2 separate regions of the Mus musculus genome follow, and region 2 is linked to region 1. Evidence: chromatin loops called from intact Hi-C (ENCODE). Cell type or tissue: left cerebral cortex. All regions are shown on one strand. Links, peaks and the distances in the headings refer to the core of each region. The heading gives the core; the rest is flanking DNA. Region 1 has its middle 26 kb from the start of Btla. Region 2 overlaps Cd200 (CD200 antigen).

Region 1 (13,058 bases), core at 2,109-10,108:
AGGGCAGTCTCCCTTTTCTTTGAACCTTTTTTAAAGTTAACAAGAACCAGGTTTCATTATGGCATTTATCCCTCATACACATTGCTCTGTTCTCTGCAGATTAAGTCTTTCTTAACTTTCCAGACTGATTTTACTGGAGAATTTTTATTTTAATGCTTTCATTTTAATACCCTTATGGTAAGTTATATGTAATATTAGATGTTATTGGCCTGTTTTCTCCCAGTTAAGTCAGTTTTCATGAGAAAGTAGATACCTTCAATTCCTTCTCCTTTCTGTTTTAGGTAAATAGCTGGTCATATTTATCTTAGAAAGCACTAGGTGTGGGCGCATGTGCACTAACACACACACACACACACACACCACACGCACACACACACTAGTTTCTTTGATACCTTCAGAGCTTAATGGTAGAAATTTTATCCAGCATCCTCAGTTTTCAGCTTGTCTGATGTTTTCAGTGAATAGTCTGAGGTAAAAAATTTTGAAGACTACCACAATAGGGATTTGAGAGGCTACCACAACAGTAGTGTGTCTGCCCTTTGCTCTATGTCAGGTAGGTCCTTTTAATTGCACTCTTAGTGGTGAGCATTATTAGATTGAGTCTGAACTTTTAAAACATTTCAGAGGTCATGAAGGGAGAGGGGTCATCAGGAGAGGAACTGATCTTTGCTTCTGGAGAAAGGAGTTTCAAAGAACATGGTCTATGTTAAAAGCACCGTCACACCTGATAGACCTTGGGGGACCTACTTTTAGTTACCACAAATACTCAGCTTATAGTTATACATACAAAACCAGTATTTGGCATTCTTTCATGGCTCTTGCCTGAAATACTGATTACTGTGACGTTTTAATGGTATATTCATGTTTTTCACCTCACCCTACTGCCTGATTTACTGTAATAAATCTAGGAATTGGGTAGTGTGAGCCTGCCAGCTTTTTACTTTAAACAGTTGTTTTTGGCAATTTTGCTTTTACATGTAAATTTTAGGATACACCTGTATATACAGTGGTTTTGCTGGAGTTTGGGTAGAAAATGCATTGAGTCTATAGACCAAGCAAGAGAGACTTGAAACAAAGCAATCTTCAAATCTGGAAGTGTAGCATTTTATAATATTTTGACTTTTTTTATCTTTCATATATTTGGCTTGACATAGTTTTGTGGGATTTGGGTATGATTTTATCTTTTTTTGTCATTTCTGATTCCACTGTTTTATTCTTATGTATGGAAATATATTTTACTGTGATAGGCTTCAGATTGTGTAGTCCTGTTAAGAGTCATATTAAATTTCAATGCTTTTAGGTAGGCAGAGTCATGGCCTTGCAGTTAAAAGGGTGTTGCCTTTGCAGTGAACCCAAGTGTAGTTCCTACTACCACCACTGGGTGGCTCACAACTGCCTTTAACTCCAGCTCCAAAGGATCTGTTGTCCTCTTTTCTCCTTGGTGGGCATGTGCCCTCACATGCGTGCCTACCCATCCCCCACACATAATTAAAGGTAAAAAGTCTTTTAAAAATTCTAGTGATTTGTTTATACTTTCAGATCACCCTTTATAGAATATTGTCAAATGCAAATAAATAGTTTCACTTTTTTTCTAATCTATTTCCATTTTCTCATATTGAACTATCTAGGAATGGTCAAGTAGGAGTGATAAGAAATACTTGCCTTTGTGATCTTTGAGAAGGGTTATTTTATCAATTCTGTAGCATCAGCTAGTTTTGTATAAATGCCCTTGGACTGAGCGTCTCTGAATATTGAATTTTTTCTTTATATTTATTGAAATGACCAGCTTTTTAAAACTTTAGTAGATTACATTGATTACTGAAATAACTTTGCCCTTTTTGGATAAATTGCATATCTGTCTTTATCTAAAATATTTTATTTAAATTCAGCTTTCTATTGTGTTGATAAATTTTGCATCTGCTCTTTTGGGCATATTGTTCTGTGGGGTTTTTCCATAGTCTTGGTTGATTTGGGTTTGTGAGTAATGCAAGTATGAATTGAAAAGGCTTTCTAGGCTTAAAGAAATGGCACAGGAGTTCTTGCTGCTCTTCCAGAAGACCTGATTAAGATCCCAGCCCCACATTGGGTAGCTCACAACTTCCTGTAGCTCCATCTACACCAACTGTGTAGGGAGTGATCCAACACCCTTGCTGGCCTTTCCAGACACTTGTAAACACATACATTAGAAAAATCTATACCTTTGAAAAATCTTCTCTAAAAGCAATTTCTGAAGGGTTTTTTTTTTTTAATTAGGATTTACTGGTTTAAAAAAAGCAAAAAAGCAAACAATAAGAAAAAAAAGGATCTCCTGCAACTGATTTCAGACTCACTATGTAGTTGAAAAGGGCCTTAAAATTCTCATCGTCCTGTCTCCACCTCCAGAATTCTGTGATTACAGGTGTACTCCATCATGCCCAGTTTATGAAGTGCTAGAAATTGAATCCTTGGCTTCATATATTCTAGGGTGAATTTGGCGATTCTTTTTTAATGAATTTGACCATAATGGAGGTATTAAGATGGAATTTCTACTCAAGATGTGTGACTACCATCCCACCTCCACCTCCAGTTATGTACCACAATAGACACTACTGAGTGCTCATTCTGATGTTTTCTGATGAGTGCCAGATAGACTTTATGGGAAGAGAATCTGAAAATTATTGAGGACTCAAAATTATATTCTGACAGTTTTCCTCCATTGTCCACTCTCTTCAATGTGTTTCCTGTCCCAGCTGACATACATGGAGCATGAGTCAGCGCTCTTCCCACCTGGTCAAATTTTGGACCAGCTAATTTCATTTGTGTTCAGATTTCCTCTATGATGTATAAAGTTATAAATACAAATTTAGTTTTATTCTGCTTTGCTTTAAGGATGAAATTAATGTTTCCTAGTTTTCTACATTCTGAGGCAGAAATCTGTATATTTCAAGAATACCAGTTCAGTTCCACAATAGGTTACTCAGTGAAGGTAGATGGTGGGAAATATTCTGCTCTCTGCACATAAGGTGGTGATGTGCACTGACTTACCAATGCACTTGCTGCATAACATTTTGATATTTGTGTTTTTAGCAGTGTAAAAATGGTGAATTTAAAGGTGTAATTCAAATAATGATTTGAGAGCTCTGAACACCTTCAAAATTCAGTTATCTAAAGGATGCATACTTTATTCTGTAGTATTTGGCCTTATAATATCAAAGGCAACCTCAACTTAAAACCAGTCACATCAGAAAATATATATCAAGAAGTAAGAAAATGGGAGTTGTGTTATATGTATGAGCCCAAGAATGTTGATTTTCATGAAGTTTGTTAGTTGCTACAGATAAGAAAATTTACACTTTTCCCATTTCCCAGACATTAAAGAGAACATGCTAAATTTCTGATTAGACAATGAAAGAATGGCATTAAGCCTAAAGTAAGTATAAAATCACAGCTTTCTAAAGCAAAATATAAGACAATATACTGTGATCAAGGATGCAGTAGGATTTAACATTTTTAAATTAAAATATAACTATGTCACTTTGCTACCTCCATTTCCTCCCTCCAACCTCTCCCAAGCTTCGCTCCCCAGAGAGTCTCCCAAACACCAGCCCCATCTATCCCATTGTCCTTTTAACATGGACTATAATGCAGGAAAAAAGTGTGATTATGCCAAAAGTATTCTTTTAAAGACACTATGGATAGATTTTGCAGACAAATAGTTGAGAGAGGGTATTTGTAAAGTTCATAACAGATGTCTGTTTCACCTTTATACAGAGAAGTCCTGCAAATTAGCAATGACTTTGGTGGGATATTAATGTCTGTGTATAAAAATTACCCTACAGCTCCGTAGCTAAAGCAATGTTAGTTTGAATCCTGTGGTGGTTTGAATGAAAATGACCCCCATAGGTTCATATATTTGGTTGGTCATCAAAGAGTGACACTACTTGAAAGAGATTTAGGGGGCATGGCCTTGTTGAAGTAGTTGTGACCTTGTTGGAGGAAGTGTGTCGCTGGGGAAGGGGTGGGCTTTGGGGTTTCAAATGCCAAAGCCAGTTCCAGTAGCTTTTTCTTCCTGCTGCCTGTGGCCCAGATGTAGCACTCAAGTTTCTTCTCTAGCACCATGTCTCTGTGCTGCCATGTTTCCCACAGTGCTGATACTGGACTAAACCTCTGAGCTGTAAGCAAGCCCAATGAAATGTCTTCCTTTATAAGAGTTGCCTAAGACAAAGAATGGACTAAGACAAACCTGGAGCTTTGAGTGGCCTCACGTGTTTTTCTGGGTCAGGTGAGATGCAGCACTCATGCAGCCATGTTTGCAAGTACCTGAAGGCTAAAACTGCAAATTTCACCCGTAAAAGCACTTGTCCATATATCAGATATATTAGCTTTTGTGTTACTATGATCAAATAACATGAATTGATAGGAAAATGGGATAGAGGAGGTCTGGCCTCATAGCCAGCCAGGAAGCATAGAGGCAATGCCAATGCTTGGCTGTCTCGTTATCATTTCATCTAGGCCCCCAGGGTCTCAGTGTATGGCACCAATTGCATTCGGACTGTGTTGTTCATTTATTAGGCTCTGCAAATACCCTCACAGACATACCTGGAGATGGATCTTCAAGTGGACAAGATTATTACAATGGGCAAGTTGGTGATGGTACGGGGACCTCCCTAGATAGCTGTCTAGTATCCCCAGACAGAGAAACTTACCTAAGAGGGTGGGAAAGAAGCCAGGATCTCTCCCTTGACTGACTCTTAGAATTTACACACTGCATGTCCCTCATTCTACTCAATGTAGTTGGAAAATACACTTTCATGTGAATGTTACGGCATAGATCATAGTTGGCTACCCTGAAGGCCTACTACCATGGTCAGAAATTTCAAATTTAAAGAAACATGAACTAGAAATAGGCAACTTAAAAAAAAAAAACCCTCACTATGCCCCCATGGTGCACAGCTGGTGCACAGTTGACTGGTGTAGCGTTTTGGGAGAAGAATTTCTTAGAACCTGGTCAAGGAACTCCTACTGTAGGGCATATATCCTAAAGAAATGGTTGAAGAGCACCGTAGGGGACATCTGGGAGGACGCTGGTTCTGTTCATGGTGGTATGAATTGGGAGAATTCTACTCATTAATCACAGGTAGTTTTATTTAATTTTTCATCTTAACACAAAACATTTCAATTGGTTTTGAAATTGTTTGATTTTTTACAACCAGTGAAACATGCAGGTGTCACAGGTAGTTTTATAAGGTACTATATAGCAGCTAAAGCTGTGAAACTGAGACTAGTTCTTCAGCATTGATCTGAATAAAGTTACTTATTGCCCTTTTGCTTTCTTTCACTTTCCACTTATTTGATTATTTATCTGTCATTTCAGATTTGGTATGTGTAGCTGTGGCTGAAGATTTCTGACTTTACAAATTTGTAGAACAATAAGAACCGCCCCCATGCCCGTACCAATTCTTCCCTTCACTAGAGCCAAAGAGCTAGACATCCCCCTATTTCTCTGCCTCATATTCTATTCCTCCACAAGTCCTGCCTCCCTGACTCAGAACTGTCCCATTTCTTGGGATGCTGTATGTATACTGATGCCAATTCTCAGGAGTCGTGGGTCACACACTCAGAAATATTTGTCCAGCAGAGGGCAGTAGAACAGCACAAAATTTGAGCATGTAGGGGATTGCTGGTAGGCATTGAGTATCAATCCTGTGCCGCTTTTGTCCTTCGTATTTAACACAGAATACTTGAATGCCTACTTGTAAAATGAGAGGAACGGACTAAACCAATTAATTTTGTTCTGGTGATTTTTTTCAAAGTCCTGTTTCCAGAAGCACTTGGTGTTAAAGAACTACATTGGGAATTCCAGGAATTGGAGGGCTTCAGTTCTTTCCCTACTGCTATCTACCAAGAGGAATATGTTATCACTTGATATATTGGCCTTTCTCATAGCATTTGGGAGGAGGGGAGAGTTTTATACATCAAGAAATAGATAACTGCATTCTCACCAACATTTTCTACTGAGCTGTGTTTTCTTTTTTGGCACTGGTACGTGTCGAACCTAGAGTCTTATACATGCTAGGTAAATACATTACTGCTGAAATACGTACCCAGTTCTTTTAAGCATACTGTTTATGTGAGGCTGGGTCTCACTGGGTTGTTCAGTCTGGTCTTGAACTCACTCTATAGTCCAGGCAGCCTTTCAAGTAACTGGATTTTGAAGCAGATAAAACTCATTTTTTTTCCTTCATTATAGATTCTTGGTACGTTTTTATTTTCTAAGGCAAAATACCTAGAACTAGATACTTTATAAAGAAAGTAGGCTTGTGTAGCTTATAGTTCTTGAAATTGCTGGACTCCAGTGTGGGACTGGTGATGGATGGTATCAATGGCAAAAAAGCATTTGTGGAAGAGATTGCCTGGTAAGAAAGAAAACACTGGGCCCATCTCACAGGGACCAAGCAATGCTGACAAAACAAGGCTTAAGCTCACAAACAATGTTAATCTATTCCAGAAGGAACAGTCCTATGACACGCCCACTTCTTAAGAGTTCCACTCATTTACTGCATGCTGGGGACCAAGCTTTAGAACTCAGACCTTTGGAGAACGCAAACCATTTTCAAGCTGTGGCAATTGCCACTATAAGAACTGTGCAGTAGTAAACACTGTGGTTTGGGTTTGCTTTAGTTGATGGATGGTGATTTTAAGCATCTCTTCATTTACTTATTAGCTGCATGGCTTTTGTGCCCACTGTTTTTCATTGTTGAGATTTTTTTTTTCAAAGCAATCACAACACTTAATGTTTTAATATATTTGTTTTAATTGTTGGAGAATTTCGTTCATGCTTACAATGTATTTTGATCATATTAAGCTCCTACCACTCCCCAACTTATCCCTGGTTTGATCCACCCCCTCCCAACTCATGTCCTATTTTTTAAAATAACCAACCAAATCCAGTTTGTGCTCTCCATATACTCATGACTGTTGGGCTATTCACTGGAGCATGGTCAACCTACCTGAGGGTGTTCACTTCAAACTGACCCTCCCCTCATCCAGAAGTGATCAACTGTCAATAGCTCCTTATCTAGGTGTGGTGGCTCATGAACCTCTTTCCATGTTGAAATGTTGATCGATTTGATCTTGTGCAGGTCTTGTAGAGACAATTACAGCTTCTGATTTCACGAATAGAGTGGTCTTGTTATGTCACCCTGATCTTCCAGAACTCTGACTTTCAATCTCTCTGTGTCTTCTTTCATGATGGTCTCTAGCCTTGGAAGGAGGGAAGAGGTGTGGTGATGCAGATGTTCTGTTTCCAGATGATGCTCTATAGACACTCATGCTTTGCAATTTCACCAGTTGTGAGTTTCTGTGTTAATCACTGTTCCCTGCACAAAGAAACTCATCTGATGAGGCCTGAGAGCTGCACTAATCTATAGGTACAGAGATGAATTTAGAGAGCAGTTTGACACTAGGTCAATTTAACAAAATAATAATAGTAGGTTGACCCCTGGGGCCTATTAACTAGACCTAACTGTAGGTTCTTGTTTAGCTTTACAATACCAGCCATTTATTTCCTGTGGAGAAAGCCTTTAAAAACTGCCCATATTTAAATTATGGTTTTTTTTTCTGTTGAATTATAGACACCTCATGTATTTTTGACATAAATTCATATTAGCTACATGGGTTGAAAGTATTTTCCCCAAGCCTTTTCAGTCTTGGTTGTTTTGTTGGTAGTTTAATTTCTTTCAAACTATACATCTACATCGAGATAAAACAATTCTAGCCTAGAGTCTTCCATTCCCATCCAAATGGAACAAGTTTTAAAAAGACTTGTACAAGAATGTTCACAGTGTCTTGTTTTTAAAAAAGATGGCAATGGGAAAAAGCCCAGGTGACCTTATGGAACAATTAATAAACTATGGGACTTAGCATAGATTGCATTCCCACTGAGAATGCCCTAGAGATGCAGTTGCTAAGAAAACCTCACAAATATCTGGTGGCATTCGTCTTTGCTGTTAAACATTTTCTGCCTGTAGTAGTAACTTGTGGTCTCTAATTTGCACTTCCATAATTGTGGTGACCATATTTTCATATATGTACTGCCCCTTCATGGATCTTTAAAAAAATGTCTATGCAAATTTATTTCCTGTTTTTCAGTTGGATTTTTAGTAACTTGTTCAAGTGTGGGTTTTATATACCCTATATACTAGACTTTTAGTTTATGTATGTTTTGCAAATAATTTTAGTTTGTGAATTGACTGTTCGTTTCTTTTTTTCTTTTTCTTTTTTGTTGTTGTTTGAGATGTTTGTTTGTTTGCTTGTTTGTTTGTTTGTTTTTCAGACAGGGTCTCATGATATAGGCTTGGCTGACCTGCAGCTTGCTATGTAGATCAAGCTGATCTCAAACACAAGAGGTCTTCCAGCCCCTGCCTGCTAGAAATAAAGACATGTACCACAATACCAGTCTTCGTTTTCCTAGATGTAGTTTTTGAAGAATACAAATTTTAGTTAAATTTTTATGAGGCTAGGTTTCTAATTTTTTCTCTAGTGTTGCTTCTATACTCTGCCCAGAAATCATTCTACACTTAAATTGTTAGAAAAAAAATGGGTTATCTTGCCAGAATCACCCCTGTTACTGGGTAAATTAGGGTTCTCTCTTGATGTTCTTAGTCTTGTTAATAAAAGAACTTTATAATGGAATCAAAATAAAAGCTTGAGAAATTTTATTAGAGTTTTAAAATTAAATGAAAGCAAACAAGCTGCAAATCTTGGCTGCCTAGAGGAGAGAGAGAGAAGCAAGCAAGCAAGCAAGCAAGCAAGAAAAAAAGAAAGAAAGGAGAAGGAGATGGAGGAGAAAGACCATACCGTTCGAGCTAAGCCATCATGAAGATCAGCCACATAGTAAGGAGGGAAGCCTTGAAGAATGAATGAATCCAAAGTGTTAGGAAAAGCATGGTTGGTCTCTGACCAGCATCTAAAGGAAAAGTACAGAGAAGAAAAAAAAATAAACATACACCTTTCAGAGTCTGTATAAGAGGCCAACAGAGCCTCTTGTCCCTTTCTTACCCTTCTGATCCCCATGAGCCACTGAGAGGGCAAGTATGCTGGCAAGGGAAAGTATATTATGATCTCAATAAGTGGATAATTATTCCTCCCACCTCTTTAACACAGCTTCAAATGGATCTGCCTTTCTGAGGCCAGGTGATTGACCTGCCTACTGCATTAACCTTTAAGGGAAGAGAGTATGGCATGTGCCAAGCCAGAAGTAGATTCTACCCTTTAATAAGGTGAACGTTCCATTTGTATGCAACAGCTTGATAGTTTTAACTGTTAGGTGTATGTTTGGTGTGGACAAGTTGGTCCATGCCTCTATTCCCCACATTTTGTTTAGAAGACTTTCTTTCCTGGCTTACTTTTAATGAAGAGTGAGAGAACCTATGAGTTTTTCCATTGGTCCCTTTGATATGTTTGTCTATCCTGACACCACGCTGTGATTATATGGCTCTATAGGAAGACTTCCTCGGATTACTTTGGATATTCTTCATCCTTTCAATTTCATATACACTTCAAATATGAGCTGGAGGGACGGTTTTGTGGTTAAGAGAACAAGGTATTCTTGCAGAGGACTGGGGTTCAGTTTCCAGAGCCCATGTTGGATGACTCATGACCATCTGTAATACTATTTCCAGGGCATCTGACACCATCTCCTGACCTCTAAGGATACCTGCTTTCCATGTGCATACACACACAAACAGACACATACATACACATGATTTAAAACAAATATTTTTTTAATTTAAAAAGTTTTCTATAAAAATTATCCCCTTATATTTTTAACTGAGATTGTTATGAATTTATAAATATGTTTGGTAGAAAAGTAACCTTTCAACAGCGAGCTTATGCTTCATTAATGAATGTAGTATTGAAATGGGTCTGGCAGGGAAATAAATATTTTGAAGAAACACTTGTGTACCCTATTTTGGCTTCTAGACTGTTAACAGGATACACCCCAAGAAATTGGAATTTTCCCAGGGATCTCATGCTGGGAAGAGGAAAAAAAAAAAAGCCTAAAGTGCCTGCCTGTTGGAAGGCATGCAGAAACAGATTTGGCATTGTTAGACTACCTTACACATGACACAGTCATTGACCAAAACATGTCAATGGTGGACAGGACCGCGCTGAACCAGGACTTCTTGGTTAGGCTTGCCTTTGGCTTTCACTTCAGAATGCAGAAGATAGACTTGTGGGGGGCAGCAGGGGATATCACTGTATTTCTTGTTCCTCTTCCCAGTGTGGCCACATTGAATGCATCTCCTTTTTTTTTTTTTTTTTTTTTTTTTTTTTTTTTGCTTTTACTAATAAATTTGACTGTGCTAATTGACTTACTGAGGATGGAGGCAAACCTGGCTTCTTGACCTCAAGATTGGTAGCAGAATAATTCATTTTTAAGGACATCTACTTACTTTGATAATTTTTAGTTTGTCTTTCTAAATAGTTCTAGAACTATTTAACTGATTCCTGCAATATTTTGAATTATGATTGTTAAATTCTTATATAAGTTTCCTTGGTCAATCTGTCTCATTACAAAAGCAGAGAAGTAACTGATCAACTAAAACATTGGGGAAGACAAATGCTGAGTTGAAATTATATAACTACATCATTTTCTTCAGATTTTATGTTAAGAGCATTCTTTATTTCATTACCAGCCAGGAGACCGTTTTCTGTGAGGTTTCATGTTACTGTATCTTGTGCACACAAGCATAAATCACTCTTTGCTGTGGACTCTCCTTTTCAAGGACTCTTAAAGAGTGAAAGGCCATGGCAGATACAGCATCTGAAAAGTAAGGATGTTTTGTTTATTATCCCAAATAGTAAAGACAATGTCTCACCCTCTGGGCAGAGCGGGCATGTTCAGCTATTGTTTATCTTAAGAAGATCGAGTTCCCTTAGTTCAGAATGCTGTAGTGTAAACTACCTGGCATGCGAATATTCCTGGCTCTTGTGTTACCTTGTGATAACTGGGGCTTGGAACTCTAACAGGAAAATATAATTAACACCGCTTTTCCTACAAAACAACTGTCCTTACCGTTGCCTCATGAGGCTTATGTCTTCTGCCAGCATCTGTGAAGTGTGATAGACTAATTATTAACTTATAAGCAGAGCAAATATCATATTTTCAGACTCAGTTCTTGCCAACAACCTTCTTTACACTGAAAAAGGTCTCTTCTCATTAAAACTTGATGAGTTTTTTTTCCTGAATTAATGAATTCTGCCACATGTTTTTTTTACCGATTGAAAAAGGTGTTTTTTACTTTAAAAATATTTTACTAAGTATATTGAGTTTTGACTGTTAGACTGCTTTGATGTTTCTGGGATATACCCTGTTTGTTTACAGTGTGTTATTCAGTTTTTTTCATCCAGTGTTTGCTTTGCTGATATCTTGTAAAGTACCTTTTACAGCTATGTTTCTGGGAATTTTTTTTTCCAGGAAGATATTTGTTACATATTTAATCTCTATCTATAGGCTTATTCAAAAGATGTTATATATGTTTGCATAAGGCTATTATTCACTATACCTTATTATCATTTTAATATGTGGGAGCTGTGGGCACACATTCCTTTTCATTTCTTGTTCTGTACTCTCTAATCCTCTTGGTGCCTGATGAATCAGTTTTATTAATCTTTGCAACAGATTGAACTTCTGGCTTTTATACCTTTGGTTTTCTTTTTGATTGTTTCGTTTTTGGTTTTTTTGTTTTGTTTTGTTTTGTTTTGTTTTTCTTTTATCATTTTCTTCTACTACTTTGGGCTTTTCTCTTTTTGCTTAAATGTTTACTCTGAACATATCTCATTAGTTCTGACTTTTCTTCTTTTCTAAAATGAGCATTTAATATGTAAGTCTTAGGGCTGGAGAGAGTTTTCAGTGGACAAGAGTGCCTGCTGCTCTTGCAGAGAGGATGGTTCTGAGCGCCCATCTCAGGTGCTTCACAACAGCCTGTTACTCCAGCTCCATGGAATCTGATGCCTCAGTCCTCCAATGCAGCTGCACTCATGTGCATAGACCGACATGTGGACATAGACACATAAAAGTAAAATAAACTCCATGTAAGCTTTGCTGTGGCGTCATTTACAGATGTTGAGGCGCCATATTTTACATATAGATATAAATATAGATATAGATACACACACACATATATATACATAGCCACTATGGTTTAAAGGTTGCAGTTGAATTAAAGTCTAACATATTCTGATTACCCTTCTTAGAATTGGGAACAAAACACCCATGGAAGGAGTTTGGAGACAAACTCACCCAGAGACAAAGTTTGGAACTGAGATGAAAGGATGGACCATCTAGAGACTGCCATATCCAGGGATCCATCCCATAATCAGCTTCCAAACGCTGACACCATTGCATACACTAGCAAGATTTTGCTGAAAGGACCCAGATATAGCTGTCTCTTGTGAGACTATGCTGGGGCCTAGCAAACACAGAAGTGGATGCTCACAGTCAGCTATTGGATGGATCACAGGGCTCCCAATGGAAGAGCTAGAGAAAGTAACCAAGGAGCTAAAGAGATCTGGAACCCTATAGGTGGAACAACAATATGAACTAACCAGTACCCCCCGGAGCTCGTGTCTCTAGCTGCATATGTATCAGAAGATGGCCTAGTTGGCCATCAGTGGAAAGAGAGGCCAATTGGTCGTGCAAACTTTATCTGCCTCAGTACAGGGGAACACCAGTGCCAAGAAGTGGGAGTGGGAGGGTGGGGGAGTGGGTGGGGGAGCATGTGGGGGACTTTTGGGATAGCATTGGAAATGTAAATGAAATAAATACCTAATTAAAAAAAAAACAGAGAAAGCTTGAATCCGAACTCAAATATTTAAAACTCTGAAACCTATCACTTCTTTTTAACAGTTCTTTCTTTCCCTACAGGCAGAGGGGTCAGGGTGGTTCCAATAGGAGCCAGAGAGACAAAGGTAAAGAAAACCTTACTGAGGTCAAGCTAGACATAAAGGCTCTTGAAGTAAATGAATTGTTCTCATTCATTCATCCACTTTTTTGAGAAACAGTTCAAATGCTT
Region 2 (8,000 bases), core at 1-8,000, 200 kb after region 1:
GGCCACAGGGTTCACCTGACAGACCTGGAAAATTTGTTTAGAAAAAATGGATATAATTTCCCCAGGAGTGTCAACCTGTCCACTTTATAATGGCCTCCCCAGCTAACAACTATATTTCAGTTGGAATGTTGGCCTTATTTTGCCAACCAGTACAAACCAACTCTTCTGTAGCTGGCTTTGCAGCCCATAAGTTAATTAGAAGCCAGTGGTAAGTGAAAGCTTGTTTGTGCCTGTAGGTTCAAGAGACAGGTAGATTGCAGTAGCTGGGGGAGTGGAACTGTAGAAGGGTGCTCAAATTCCAAGAATCAGTAAGTGCTGGGAGAGATAAAAAGTAAGGAAAAATGAGTATGATTTATGTGATTATACTGTGTCTCATAGTTTATGGGCTTATCAGAGAATGGCTTAGATAGATGCAAGTTGTATGGTTGGATAGAAAGGGGAGGATTTCCCATTTGGGGGGTGGAGGGAGAATGAGCAGGAGAGAAAGAACTAGAGAAAAATTGCAGAAATTATAAAGTGTGAAATGAGAAGCAAAACAAACAAACAAACAAACAAACAAAACAAGGAGAAGAAGACAAGAAGGAGGGATATGAGAGGGAGGAAGAAAGACAGTAAGAGAAATAGACAAATGAAAATTTTGGGAGAAAGCCTGACCTACCATTGAGAAGGTCCATCATGGACCAAGTAAGTAGAAGATCCCTGCATCCATCAGATTTCACACATCCTTGTACCTAGTAAATCTCTCCTTTCCCATGGCCAATTCACTCAGCATGCTTAAAGCCTTGCTTCAATATTAGTAATGTCTCCGCTAGGTTTGTCTTCTCCCTCCTAAAGCCTCCACATCACATTGGATGTTACAAAGTCATCCTCAGTCCCACTTCCTAATGCTCCATTGCAGTCATGCGTTAGTAAAGAAGAAACAATCTCTTCACACCACTACGCCTAGGATGTTTAAAGAATGCTTTCTATCCTGTTATACTCCCAGTTAGGAAAAGCCTCTGCTGGCTGTACCCTTAGAAATCTTGAAACTGCTTCCTCGAACTAAAACAAGAAAGATATCATATTGGCTCCAGGTTAGACTACTCTGTTGCTACTTCCAGAAGTTGTAACGGGCTCTAGAGATAATATATTGCACATTTGCTGTCCAAAAGCAGAGGTAGTAATGAATTCACTGCCGCATGGAGAATGTGTCTCCTTCATCATTGTCTTCAATGTTCGTGATGGCAAGACCCTAGAGAGAAGACAGTTCCAACCAAACAACTTAGTGCAGTGATGTTAGCTCTCTAAATTCTGCAATAATAGTGACAGCAGGCACAAAAGGCTAAGAGTCTTCTAGTTCACCTGTTCATGTTTATGAATCAAAAATCCAAGTACCATAACCACATACTCAATGCTCCTGGAAATTATATTTCTGAAAGGGAAAGAGAGAGAGGGAGAGAGAGAGAGAGAGAGAGAGAGAGAGAGAGAGAGAGAGAGAGAGAGAGAGAGAGAGAGAGAGAGAATGTATTCTCAAAGATTCTCACCATAGAGGGTAAGGCAAGCTGTTCCTGAGACCTTCTGAGAACCAAACGTGTTGAAGAGACACATGTAGCAGCCCTCATCTTCCAATGTTGTGTTCCAGAAGGTGATGCTTGAGTTCCAGAGTCCCAGCTCTGTGACATTTATCCTGTCTTTGTAGGCAGGCTGGATTACAACCCCATGGGTTTTGCTGTAGGTGACCATGTTTTCTGGGCTCACGGCTTTCTTTTTCTGCCATGTCACAATCAAGGGTTCCTGGGATGTTTTTAGAGAACATCGTAAGGATGCAGTTGTGTGCAGCGCCTTTCTTTCATCCTGGGTCACCACTTCCACTACAGAAACAACAACAACAACAAATTCTATTTTAGAACCTTATTACACACACACACACACACACACACACACACACACACACCTAGTAATGAATAAATGCATGCTGAAACTCAAATATAGAAAAGAATAAAAGAGGCAAAGAAAAAGACAAAATGTATGTTCATGCATATGTGCTAGCAGAGAAATGTGTCTGTTTGACCTAGAAAAGCAGAGGCAGAGTATAATAACAAGGCAATGATTGGTAACCAGGAAATTGTGAAGAATCCCTGTGAGCTAGAGAATAAGTAGAAAGACAAGAGCGTGAAAAGTGCCAGATGGAATCTGCTCATTAGGTGAGTTCATGCTTAGTGATGTATGAGCCAACAGTAAAGAAGAGCCAAAGAGCAACAGGCAGAGCGAACAGTTTAAGCAAAGATGAGGGAGGTGCTACACACACACACACACACACACACACACACACACACACACACACACAGACACACACATCACAGAGGGCTCAGGCTCTGGAAAATGAGGAGAGTGATCAGCAGGATGATGCTCTGGGAAGCTTGCTATACACAGTGGGTTCAAAAGATTTTTGGTACCCAACTGTCATCACACTCTATTTTTAATTAGATGTCATGACAACGATTTCTTCTCTGCAATGCAGGCCACTTATACTCTGACAGGTGACTTAATGTATTAGCTAGCATCCACGTGATAACGAATAACCAATAGCAAAGGACCAATGCTTTGTTTGAGAAAACGGACACAATGAAAGAGGAGTAGAAAATGCTACATCTAAGAACTCACAACAAATGAACCTGGACATCATAAATTAAGAAGCATTTTAGAATGAATATGGGTGAGTGAAGAAAAATGACATTTTAAGTGGTAGAAATTAGAGATCTGGAAAAGAGGAAGTACAAAATCTCAACAAACTGTTCAACTTAGCAGAATGGCTGTCACTGAATGAAGAATTCGTAGGCCAGAAGGCCAGGCCTCAGCATTCCCTGAGAATGTAACCCTTAAGGGGTATATAGGCAAAGAATTAAAGAAAAACTCAACAAATATGCTTAAGCATGTTAACACTAGTCCAGCAACATTTTTTCAAGCAGAAAAACAAAAGAATAATGATGAGGGAGCAATCCAATGTCATACTAACCATGAAACCTCATGTACTTGACAACCTAACCCTGAGACACACAAAGCAAACACTGTTGAAGTACAATAGCAATTTATAAACCCACAGTGATAATATGAGAGTTTTATATTTGTCTGTCAGAACCTTCAATTCCATAAGTTTAAATCATTAAGGCAAACATTTAAATATGATAATATAGAAAATTTTAAAATAAGCTTATAGGTGTCTATATTTAATTTGAATACACTAGATTTACATAGCCATTATATGTTTATATATATATGGGTATATATTATATATATGTATACTACTGAGTCATAAAATGTATAATCTTTTCAAAAAACAAAATATTTCCCCAAACTGAACTTGAAATTGATCTTAAAAATTTACTCTTTCTGAACACTCACCACAATATAGTAAAACCAAAAATTCCCCAATTCCTTTTCAAACTCCAATTATAGCTGAACTCATAACAAAATTCATAAATTACCAGGAACAAATGCTAACCAGAACATAATGCACTCCGTGTCTAGAAAGCTCGATGAAGCATTTCTTTGATGGGAAGATTTAACACAACTACATTTACTGGAAACCAAAGAAACTGAAACTGAATAGATGCCTACATCCAAATCTCCCACTCCATATATCAAACAGCAGCAGGGAACTAAATAATAAAATGATAGACAACATATGGATGAACAAAACCACTAAAATTTTTTCTTTAAGGGTAACCAAGCAGTTGAAATGCTAACAAGTATAAGCAGGAAATAAAGCTGCACAAACTTTCCTCCCGGAATGTCACAGAATAAAAAGAGCATAGCAGCCAGTATATCTTGGGCACCATGTTACCTAGCTGGGAACTTAAGGATGGGAACTCCTTGAAGGTAAGGACAGTTATGGAAAGTAGAATCCCATTGATGAAGATGAGGTTCCCTGAAAATCTTTGGAGATTTTGAAGAATGTGTTTGAAAAAAAATGTTGCTTTTAGATTGCAGAGTGGAAAGGAGATTAAAACTAATATTGGACATGTGCTAGGCTATGCTTGCCTATAGAGGAGATCCCATAGTGGGAAAGTTACCAACTCTTTGATGCTTGTTTGCAATCTTTGTTTGAATCCTTTTCCAATCTGCTAGTTGGTCGGTAAGTCCTGTAATGGACATCATGTGTCAGGGCTGTGGGTGGGGTGAGGCCTGCCAGCCCTTCATTGGCAGCGTCTTTCTCAGAGAAGCTATGATGTCATCAGAATGACATCATACCACAGTGATCAGAAAAGAGCCAACAGAAAGGGAGCAGCAGCCTCCCTCCAAAGGACAGGAAAAATTAGGAAACTCAGAGATGGTGGAACAAGCAAGGTTATTGTACAGGAGACAACGTAAGCTTTTGCATCTCTGAGTGACAGTATTTTTTTTTTCTTTACCTTTTACTTTTTGTAAAAAGCAGATGAACTCAATTTTAAGGACGGCCTTCCAAATATTCCCAGGCCTTTAAAATTTAAGTCCGGGGAATTTCAAATACATTCCCCCAATTCAATTCTCTGGGTGAAAGTCTGACATCATATTTTACTAGGGAGGGGATTGTTTTTCTTAAATCTAGTTTATCTACTGGAATTGCTTCTGAGTGCCAAATTGTTCTGCTGCTCTGAAAACAAAAGTGTGGAGAGTGGGAAGAGGAACTCCCACTGTTCCAAGGCTGATAGCATGCCCTTAAGTACCTCATGCAGATGAGTGGGCTAGCCTAGTAGGCTAAGGAGAGGCCATCCTTCACCCCGGAGGCTCTCCCGAGGAAGAACGGGGTATCTTTACCTTGAGCTGTGCTCAGCGCTACTGCTGCCATGCCCCAAATCAGGCTGTAGGTGGAGAGATGGCAGAAAGGTCTCCTGAATACCTGAAGACAGAAAGCAAACGACAGAAACAGAGGTTGCGTTTGGACAGAGCCAGGGAAATGTCCTCATAATACCTGTGTTAGGAAACGCAGGAGTCAAGTGTTTACCCACCAGAGTTTTGTGGAAACAGAACCCAAGGCTATAAATGGAAGAAAAATCAGCGTGCTCAGGATGTGGGACGAGGAAAGCTACTGTGTGGCTCTTTCATAGCCCTGCCAGTGCAAGCCTTGCTTTTAAAGCTACCATTGTCAAGAGCAAAGTCTTGAACACATAGGCTTCCTGAGCCAAGCTGTCTCACGCTAATAGAGAAAAATGCAGAAAATACAGATGCCAGACAGCTTACCCTTCCCAAATAATCAACTGCTGTTAATATTAAGGACAAAGCTCCAAGGGAAAACATTTTTCAGAAATGTTACTGTCCTGAGCTTTGCCGGGGCCGACTCTCTTGAAAATACAACCAATTAAAAAAATATTTAGAAGCCAGTACTAATATTAACTTTGTTTATTCCTTCATCACTTTGTTTTTCTTTACTGGGCCAGGAATCCTCTGTCCCGATAGATGTCCTGGCACTACTTAGGAAAAATGTTATTCTGGGCATTGCCTTTCTATAACCTGAGGAGACAGAGTGTGCAGGTCAGCTACCCTTTATGGTTGTCTCAGAACTGTTTTACTGGACCTAAAGTATGCTTTCTAGTATTTCTGTTTGGAACTAATATAGTGTGTGTGCATGCACGTGTGATATTGATGGGTGAATCACAAGCTACACTTTATGTGTGAAGGTCAGGGAACAACCTGGTAGATGTGGCTCTCTCCTTTCACTTTTATGTGAGTTTCAGAGACTGGACTTGAGTCACCAGACTTGTGCAGCAGGGGCCTCAACACATTGAGCCATCTCACTGGCCATAATTCTCAAATTTTTATACTAAAGGAATGTAAGACATGGTAGTTTTCTCTGTAACTTTCATGAACTGAATTTCATTTTTCTTTCATGTTGCCATTCCAACTGGGGCTAGAAACTTCCTTTCTGTCAAAGTAGTACCCTCTCTGTCCATTCAGCTTACAAGCACCCCAACACTCTTATTAAGCTCCCCATTTCTGACATGACATTTGCAACCCAGGAGCTTATGGGGGCTTACAGCACACCAAGACATAGCATAGGGCTACCAGTCTTTCACTACAACCATTTTTCTACCTTGTATTCGCTAAGATAGCTATGTTTCTCTCAGTCACCAAGGCCATCTTTCTAACAATTATTACTTCCAAGGCCAACTGGAGCTCTCCTGTGCTCTTATAAACTATCCTAGGTTCTCCTTGTACTGGGCAAAGAAAATTGATGAATTATCTCTCTAAATGTCACTCTGTTACACTGCATCTTGTCTTCTTTTGGGACGCAAGGCAGGTCTATGTTTGAGTCTCTATGGCTGAGATAGCATACAGTGTTCCTTCTTTTTATACAAGTTGGTGCCTGGTTGTAGCTGTAGACACCAGTCAGCCCTTTTCTTCTCTTGGACTGGAAAACTCTTATCTCCCTAGAGTCGGAAAAGCTGGTTCTTCCACTATCCTGGAGCTTGTCATCATTTCTTTCTGGAATAAACTTTTCCCTCCTCTTTCAGCCTGTTGGGTTTTAAAGCTTGAATGTCTAGCTTAGAGTTATTATAAAGCTTTGTTTTCTGAAATGTCCCTGACTTTCAGTGATCACATTCTTCACCTAAGTAGAAGGTTCATGACTGTCTGGTTTGAAAGAATAAATGACTGGGATAGATACATATGTGATAAATGTATCAAAAGTTTTATTTCAACTTTTAGTTTGCTTTTGGTGACTAAACTACTAATAACCACAAGACTAACAAATATTTGAACACATTATGTGCCCGGTGCTGTCATCAACACTTGAGAGCAACTACTGCACCCAACACTTCAGGAACCTGTTAAGAAGGTGCTACTCATATCAACTCTTGCACAATACAGAATGTGAAGGAGGAGAGATTTTAAGTAGTTTTCCTCAGGTAGCATAGCCAGAAAGTAGTAGAGACAAGACTCAAAGCCAAGCACTGGCTCCAAAGTTTACAATCTTATCCACACCAAAACACTGCCTGACCCTGTGCACAAAGAACTGTTTTTTTTTTAAATTATTGGATATTTTATTTATTTACATTTTGAAATCTTATCCCCCTTCCCAATTTCCCCTCTACAACCCTCTGATCCCATCCTCCTCTGCTTTTATGAGGGTGCTCCTCCACCCACTCCTGCCTCACCTCTCTAGCATTCCCCTACCCTGGGTCATCGAGCCTCCTCAGGACCAAGGGCCTCCCCTCCCATTGATGCTAGATAAGGCCATCCTCTGATACATATGCAGCTGGAGCCATGGGTCCCTCCATGTGTATTCTTTGGTTGGTGCTTTAGTCCCTGGGAGCTCTGGGGAGTCTGGTTGGTTGATATTATTTTTCCTATGGGGTTGCAAACCCCTTCAGCTCCTTCAGTCCTTCCCCTAACTCCTCCGTTGGGGTCCCTGTGCTTAGTCCGATAATCGGCTGCGAGCATCCACCTCTGTATTGGTCAGGCTCTGGTGGAGCCTCTCAGGGGACAGCTATAGCATTGTTGGTTTGTAAATTTAATCACAAATGTAAAAATATTTTTGTACCTTCTATCTCAAAAGCACCATTGTGAGGATCCTCAAGCTCTTGCTGATTTGGCAGGATAAGAGGGTCACATTTAATGAAGCTTCCAGGCCCGAGCAATCTGACAGGCACTATGAAATTGTCTAAAAGTTCCCAGCAGATGCCTCATGGACTCCTAGAGGCCCATTTCCTACTACCTGGAGCCCAGCACCTACACAGGTACTCTATAGCCTCAGACTGCTGGGCCTCCTCCTTGCACACCAGGTTCTTCCTTGCCAAACTTTTAGACCTTTCAAATTGCCAAGCTTCCTTGCACTCCAGTTCCTTTGTGTCTTCCTTTCCCCTAATGCTTCCAATTGAAAGGATAAACGAAACAGCCTGGGTTAACAACTTTATGAATGACAGGAAATTCATCATCATTTCATTGTGTGAAGTGTTTCTTTTGGACTTTTTATTTCCGAGACAAGAGTCTTACTGCCTGCCAGATCTTCTCTTTCCCAGATATTAGTCACTTAATACAAGAAA

The links. Peaks named below come from ENCODE experiments on the same cell type or tissue, not always from the same donor. Only the 100,000 strongest peaks of a DNase experiment are listed, where the experiment ranks them.
Region 2: it touches region 1 in a loop (3-fold over the local background); 32 of 42 quality-filtered maps call a loop at or near these places.

Annotation. Positions count from the first base shown.
Region 1 is chr16:45,191,406-45,204,463 of GRCm38, forward strand. No RefSeq gene overlaps it. Among named protein-coding and RNA genes, the nearest start is that of Btla, 26 kb to the right of the region's middle. In left cerebral cortex, for the core only: a CTCF peak has its summit at 5,619 (motif pointing right); a DNase peak (open chromatin) is centred at 5,621.
Region 2 is chr16:45,395,446-45,403,445 of GRCm38, forward strand. Cd200 (CD200 antigen) reads right to left here. Exons shown (of 6, transcript NM_010818.3): 2 at 4,777-4,858; 3 at 1,524-1,850. Among named protein-coding and RNA genes, the nearest start is that of Cd200, 9.6 kb to the right of the region's middle. In left cerebral cortex, for the core only: a CTCF peak has its summit at 4,818; DNase peaks (open chromatin) are centred at 2,181, 4,718 and 5,035; H3K27ac peaks cover 758 bases.